3 separate regions of the Mus musculus genome follow, and regions 1 and 2 are each linked to region 3. Evidence: chromatin loops called from intact Hi-C (ENCODE). Cell type or tissue: gastrocnemius. All regions are shown on one strand.

The links. Hi-C counts contacts between places; a loop is a spot of excess contacts. Peaks named below come from ENCODE experiments on the same cell type or tissue, not always from the same donor. Only the 100,000 strongest peaks of a DNase experiment are listed, where the experiment ranks them.
Region 1: it touches region 3 in a loop (2.1-fold over the local background); 6 of 42 quality-filtered maps call a loop at or near these places.
Region 2: it touches region 3 in a loop (4-fold over the local background); 11 of 42 quality-filtered maps call a loop at or near these places.

Annotation. Positions count from the first base shown.
Region 1 is chr5:103,736,368-103,738,867 of GRCm38, reverse strand. It overlaps a transcript of Aff1 not described here. Among named protein-coding and RNA genes, the nearest start is that of Aff1, 17 kb to the left of the region's middle. In gastrocnemius, no CTCF peak of the experiment used is centred here; no DNase peak of the experiment used is centred here; H3K27ac peaks cover 2,130 bases.
Region 2 is chr5:103,342,739-103,345,238 of GRCm38, reverse strand. No RefSeq gene overlaps it. Among named protein-coding and RNA genes, the nearest start is that of 1700021F02Rik, 2.6 kb to the left of the region's middle. In gastrocnemius, a CTCF peak has its summit at 1,172 (motif pointing left); a DNase peak (open chromatin) is centred at 1,165.
Region 3 is chr5:103,820,220-103,822,719 of GRCm38, reverse strand. The region is part of intron 7 of Aff1 (AF4/FMR2 family, member 1); the gene reads right to left. Among named protein-coding and RNA genes, the nearest start is that of Gm42139, 64 kb to the left of the region's middle. In gastrocnemius, no CTCF peak of the experiment used is centred here; a DNase peak (open chromatin) is centred at 1,007; H3K4me3 peaks cover 185 bases; H3K27ac peaks cover 2,500 bases.

The DNA.
Region 1 (2,500 bases), 84 kb after region 3:
AAAATTTCACAAATCACTATTAACTATCCTCCTTAGAAACTTGGGGTAGTTTGGAGACACTCCTGCTGGCCACACACTTCATGCTTATCAGCCCGTCTAATCGATGCATATTTACTGAGGGCTTTGGTGTACCAGGACTTGACCAACACTGGCCCGGGGCAGAGCAGCGTAAGATTCCAGAGTGGAACAGTTCAGCAGTCCCTGAACAGAGTTGAGAGGGCCTGAGGCAAACCTGCCTGGAGAACAACCCTTAGCTAAAAAAGGGAAAGTTTCCTGGTTTTTAGAACTCATCTGGGCAAAACATTACAGTCAAATAGAATGAGCTGGCTTTTTCCAGTTAAATGGGGTGGGTAGGGGCATTTGAAAGTGCCAGGGAATTATGGGGGCAGGAGGGGGGTGGAGAGAAAAAAAAAAAACCCAGAGACAAATTGACCAAAAGATTGAAAACAGCTGTAATAGAGAGGCATGTAACTAGGCACCTCTGACCAAATGCAATGCCCAACACTGACTCTGAAGTAAATCCCCAAAAAATTGTACTAGAACTCATGAAAATATTTTGTCTAAACCAAAGGGCATGCACCTCACGCAGATGGAACTGGGACCACTCAGGATTAGAATCCAACAGACAAGCTTAGCTGTACTCGTCAGTCAGCCCTGTGCAACTGAGCAGACAGGCTCTGCCATGATATAAAAAGGAAACCTGAGAAATGAGCCGTGGTGGTGGAAAAAACAAAACAAAACAAAACAACTCCAAGATTCTTTGATCAAAGTAATTACACGTCCAAACAAAACTCCAATACAAGGAAACCACTTCAGCCCGCTTCTCATCACCCCTATCAGCAACCTCCAGCACACCCATCATTAGACTATCAGCGCCAACACAACCCAGGGCAGAGTGCAGGCTTGACTCATCTCCAGCATCCCCCACAACGCCAATGCGCAGTAGGCACCCAATAAATACTTGTTGCATGAAAGGGTGAGAACACCTCCCATAGCAACAGGCCCAGACTTCTCCCTCAGAAGGACCTTTCTCCTGAATTATAAGTTAGGGCAACTCCCTGGCAAACCTTTCAAATAAATTCAACAAACATTTATCAAGTGCCCAGAATGTGCCAGCACTCGGCATTCTTTTGGCAGTGAGATGTGAAGATGACTAACGCAGTCAGCCCGTAACACCCCAAGGGCCTCGGTCTTGAACAAGAAGCACATGCCGTAAAATACAGTGGGAAAACGCCACGGAGTTGGACCGGCTGTGGGAACTCGGGTGAGGGAACGGGTAATTAGGCAGGAGGCAAAAGAGAGGGTGAGGCCAGAGGACACACAGAAACTCAGTTCCAGTCCTCAGCACCCTAACATGTGCGCTCTCGGTCCCTCTAAAACCAAGAAGCCCTGAGGCTCCTTCATATCTACCATGGCAGTTGTTGCTGGAGGCCCAGGTTCATTTCAGCAGGATGTGGAGACAGGCGCTGCATATCTTGGGAAGTCGCTGCATGGTAGCCGAAGTTCTAACCGCGTCAGAGCACTGATCTGAGGATCGTGGTGCTATCTCTGTCCCGGGGTCACAGATAAGAATCTTGAAGCCCAGAGTCACTGGGAAAACAAAACAATCCTAACCTCATCCGCCTATTAGGCAAGCGCTTGCCACAGGCTACGACACCAGCCAGCCATGGATTTATTTGGTTCTGGGTTCTGCACTGCACTGACTAATACATTGAACTCTCGGGTTCTGGGAACACAGTTCTAAAGCCATGCTTCTGCATCTCTGTCACCAAACTCTTTCCATTAACGGGACAGCTAAAGAAGCCACCTTTTTTTTTTTTTTTTTTTTTTGGCTCTGGATAGCAGCAGAAACTCAATATAAAGATCAACAGTCAGGCAAGGGTGCAAGCAATTAATCCGGAGGCAGATGGACCTAAATTTAAGGCCAGCCTGGGCTACACAGAAAAATCCTGTCTTTAAAAAAAAAAAAAAAAAAAAAAAAAAAGAATTATATACTCAAATACTCAAAGAGTTCCATCTGCCTGCCTCTGTCCTTTCTAGTCCTGGCACTACAGACAGACACGGCCACGCCCTGCTGAGGTTTCAGTGTTTCTAAGGACTTTTACCCTTTTCTTTTTTTGGTAAATGAAATCCTAGGGTGGTTTCTGAGATACACTAGATAGGAAAACAGGCTGATAAGATAAAATCCTGAGTCACAACGACAGAAAGAATCCTTACAGTACTAGGTGACAAGGGAGTTAAGACAAGATTTTGGCTGTAAACAATGTCCACAATCTGGTTTAAGATTTTCCAGATAGTTAAAGGCTTGCAGCTTGGGGAAGGGAGTAAGGTTAAACTCAGCAGCAACTTATACATATTTGACTGCTATTTAACACTCTCATTTGAAATATCTTTTTAAAAAAATATTCTCTCTATGCAATGAGACACAGTTAACTGTTAGGTGTGGCAGAATCCAATTCTACCAAGAGAATTCAAGCGACTCTATGTGAGAGGCTTCCTT
Region 2 (2,500 bases), 480 kb after region 3:
GCTCAGTTTGCTTTCTTATAGAACCTAGGACTACCAGCCCAGGGATGGCACCACCCACAATGGGCCTCCTTCCTTGATCACTAATTGAGAAAATGTTTTATTGCTGGATCTCATGGAGGCATTTCCTCGAGGGAGGCTCCTTTCTTTGTGATAACTCCAGCTTGTGTCAAGTTGACTGACCAGCCAGTACAGTGTGCTTTTGTGAACTTCATGCATTCTTGCTGGGACACAGACATAATGTATGGAACCCTACTAACTCTCTGGACCATGAGGCAAACCAGGGAATGAAGGTTATTTATGCAGTGGATAATGTGGAAGAGAAGGGAAAGAGAGCGTGTCTTGGATGTCAATTTAGAGCTGCCAAACCAATCGGATGTGTCACTTTCCAGTTGACTCCATCTCGCTGGTTTCCAATCTGTGTTCCTGTCTCCATACCTCCCTGCTCTCTTATTTTCCTCCTCCTCTCTCAATGCCTTTCCCTCTTCCCTACAAGTGTCTTTCTCACATTCATATCTTTGATATGTCTCGTGAACCACTAAGTTTAACCAGGGCAGCCACTGTGACCACGAGTCTGGGGCCATGGAAACTAGCCTTAGAGAAGGTGGTATCAATATCTGTTCTTAGCCAGCACTTGTTCTTAGCACCCCTGCGGCTCAGGGTCTTTGCAAAGAGAGGCCTTTCTGACTAATGCCGAGGGTGGCATAGCATTTGCCTATAGTGAAATTGCCTATACTTTTAGAAGTAGTATGGTGTTTTAAAAAGTATAATTTGGAAGAAAGTTGGGATAGTACATTTTCCTTTTACCTTTTAGTATTCTTAAAAGTGCTTAGATGTTTAAAATTAAAAAAGACTTAATTTATCCACTATGAAATAACTTCTACCTGAGCCTCTCACTATCTTATGAAGGTCCAGGGAAGCAGAGACAGGTCTTGTCTCCTGTACTTGCGTGGAAGGCACAGGGTGGTGCAGATCTAGATAGAAAAGTCACTTGAGTACTATGCTTACAATGTAGAAAAAAATATGACTTTGTGTCATGTATGTCAAATATAATATAATAATATCCATTACATTTTATAGTCACAACAACAGCAAAACCTTAAAATTGAAATCTTTCGATTTGAAGCCCATTTTTTGTGGGGTCTGGGTTTTCAGATGTGTCTTGGCTTCCCTCTAGTGGCAGCTGAGGCAAATTGAATCAAAACCTGGTATTCCTTTCTGAAATTTTACTTACTTCCCTCTCTTTTTAATAAAATAAATATCAAGTGTGGATACAAAGTGTGGGCTCGTTCTGGGATCCTCTTACATATGTCTTGGCACTTGGTTCTTGCTCATCCCTCTCCTGCCCTCCCTCTCTGTCCCTACAGATGGTCCCCTTCCCTCAGTAATGCTCATTTATCTACATAAGAATAAAAATGCAAATACTTAAATATCAGTAATGATGGCTGGAATACACGCAGTCAAACCAGAGGTTTTGGAATATTTTAAATACTTAGGTTATTTTGAATTTATTCTTTCAATGTTTTCCAGGATTTAAAAAAAATTTTTTTACTTGAAGTTTTCATGCATATATTTTTTGATGCTGGTAGTGTGTGAATGTATATGTACTCATTTCCACAAAAATCAGTCCTGTGTTCAGATATAGGTGTGAAAAATTTATGCCTTATGTAATACATTATATATATATATACATATATATAAATAAATACATACATATAGCATATATATAACATATGTGTGTGTGTGTTTTGGAAAAAAGTTAAGTTTTGGGAAGAAAGCATATTCATATGGGTTTTTTGTCAAAATTAATATGTTACAAAAGTGCTAAATCTGAACTTTATCAACACTTTATCACAGAGAGTTCAGAAGATGGAACAACACTGGTGTCTTAGGGTTTTTATTTCTCTGATAACACCATGACCAAAACCAGATTGGGTCAGGAATGGTTCATCCAAGCTTGGATCCCCATACTTACACAGCAAGCATTTTACCCACAGAGCTATTTCCCTGTTATTAAGGGGTAGTTGTATGTGTGCAGGGTTATACATTAGGGGAGATTAAGGGAGCCTCTGAAAGGAAAGACAGCTCTTATCCTAGGGTCTTGCATGACTTCCTGGTTGACTGAGAGACAGGACTAGAACACATCATCAGATAAAGAAAGACAAGCCTCAGAGATGGGGCATGCTTTCCTAAAAACATCTAAGGCAATGATGTTAAAACAACAAAGGAAGGATGGCCAGGGGTGGATGTTTCTAACCCTGGGCTTCGCTGTGTTAGAACGTCCTCTTGTCCCTGATGGAAACAAGCATTGCACAAAACCACTGTGAGAGGGCATTCCCTAAGATAAGAAAAATAAGTAGCCAACTCTGGATTGTTTTTCTCAATTTTAAAACTTTATTTAAAATTTAAGCCTTTAAACCTTGTTCTAGGACGGTACTGGCACCATTGTCTGTCACAGGCTCTGATGTACCAAATTCAATTACTCTTCCGACTCACGTCTGGA
Region 3 (2,500 bases):
TTTGTGTGCTTGTCTGGTCTTTAGGCAGATTCTCACTATGCAGAGAAGGCTAGCCTTGAACTCACTGAGACCTGCCTGCCTCTGCCTCCTGAGCAAGGCCTGGCATTGGTGCATTTTCCTCTTGGAGACCCAGTCTCATAATGCAGACCAAATTGTCTCCAATCCTGTGATGATAGCTTTACAGTACCCACTAATTCTGGCTTCGGGTTCCTTTTGGAAATAGGGCAGAGAAATATGGGCCACAATTGCCTGTGGGAAACCCTGGGAGGCTACGAATTATAAAGAAAGGAGAGATCATAACATAAACAAAAAAAAAAAAAATCAGATCCTGAGCCACTAAAGGCTGGAAGAGGGGAGAAGGGGAGGGGAAGAGGGAGGAAGAGGAGGGGAGGGAGGAGGGAATGGAGAGGGAAGGGCAACGGTAGAGCAGGAGGGAGCAGGGGGAGGGCTCCTTACTGCCCCTCACTGCCAATCTCTAGTTTTCTTCCAGAAACACATTAAAACACTTCCTTCTCTATGTAATGAGGTCATTGTATATAACATGACCCCAGGTTCTCAGTCACTTGAAAACAAGGTGTCCCCTTTCAAAGAAGCCAGCTGTAGCACACTAAGCAGTGTTGGCAACCACAAAAATCCGTCACTGGATACAAGACAGCACAGGTGTGTGTCCCTGAAGTACTGGGGCGGCATCTCTTTTTAATGATAGCTATCTGCCAGCAACACATTTCTCGGGTAGAGCTGTCAATGAATGCACAAGTAAAACACCGTCAAACTACAGGAGTCAACTTTCTATAAAATGGCAGGAGAGAAAAGTGAATTTTCTTAGACTAATACGATTTAGATCACCAGGTACAGGGAGCTGTGTCACTGGAGCTCATTCTAAGGGACATGTCGGGATTTGGGGTGTAAGTTTCCAGGAGCATTGAACTAGGCATCATCCCCTGCACCGCAGAGGAACAAAACAGAAAACAAGGAAGTGCCAGAAGGCCAGGGAAGGCCGGAGCCTTCCAGCTGGCATGTGAGTACGCTGTGCTGATTGGAACGGTAGCACGGTAAACGACTCCTGGCTCTCCCTCTGTACCAAGGTACTTACACACTAGCAATAGACAACATGAACACGCATGTTATTTAACCCCCCCTTAAAAAAATTAGACTACCCCTGGCTACCATTAACTCACTCAACCCCAGGTAACCCTGAAGTCCCTGTCTCTTATTCCTTCACTCAAAGCAGGGGTTGAAGCAATGACTAAATAAATGAAGTATGCACCCTTCCACCCGCTCATCCCTGAGATGTACACTAAAGCTCTACAGCGTCAAAGGCCTGAGTCCTGCAGCCCTCCTGAGGGGCTGCCAAGTGCCCTGCGCTCCCGGCAAGGAACTGCACGGGACACGATAACCTTAGGAAACATTCTGTGTTGTCCGGCAACTGCAGATCCACATCTTGGGAAGGAAGTGGACCAACAGCCAAGTGTCACTAAACAAACATACCCTCCCCTGAACTTGGAGGCAAACAGTACTGATACCATAGCTAATCAGTTACCAGCAGACAGGGTTCGCTGGAAAATAATGAGAGCAGAAGACATGCACTCACATATATTCGGCTACCACTGTGCTTGCTCCTGCACCCAAGACTAGACAGAAGCAAGAGGTACTACAGACCCAGAGGTAGGGAGTAGGGCCTCACTCTAGAATTAGTTACTTCTAGAGATAGCAAGACGTAGGTTGCCCTTCCCTTTCAAACCAAAGCATAAATAACCCTGTAATGAACAATTCTGGTGTTCCAGGAATGTTAGACAACCACCCTGCCACTCAAAGAGCTCAGCTACATTAGTGAGACTCAAGGTTGTCACCGATCAAATTAGCCACCAGCACTAAGAAACCTACCATACCAACTGTGATGAGACCATACCAACTGTTGAGAACTGCCCCATAGCACTACTGAATCACGCATTATCATCCATCCACCCAGCCTCTGCAGCACTTCTGGTACATTCTTTCTACACCCACCTGACTGCCTCAGTCCTGATTTTACCTTGCCCTGACAACCATTACAGGTACTCGTTTCAAAAATGAATGAGTAGTCTTTATTTAGAGGACCCCATCAGGAGGTGTAAGTACATTTGCAATAGAGCTTCTGTGATTTCCATGGTTGCTATGGTGTTGCTAGGACACCAGGGCTGCGTGTGATGGACAGACAGAGAAGTGACTTCTGCCCACTCCCTCTCAGGCCGCTCTGGGGTGCAGGAGCCGGCCAACCCTTCATCCTTCACTCTCAAGCAGACACAGCCACTTCCTGCCCTAGATGCCACTACTCTGCTGATCCAAGTGAGCCCTCCTGGATGCCACAATGCAATGGCCCAGACCTTTTTCCATGACCAAGGCTTGATCCTCAATCTCCAACCATCACAGACAAGTGCAGACAGAGTCTGGTAGCCTGGGGCAGTATCACAGACTCCCATGAGATTGGTCCTTGGCCCTAGTAGCTCTTCCATAGTCTAAG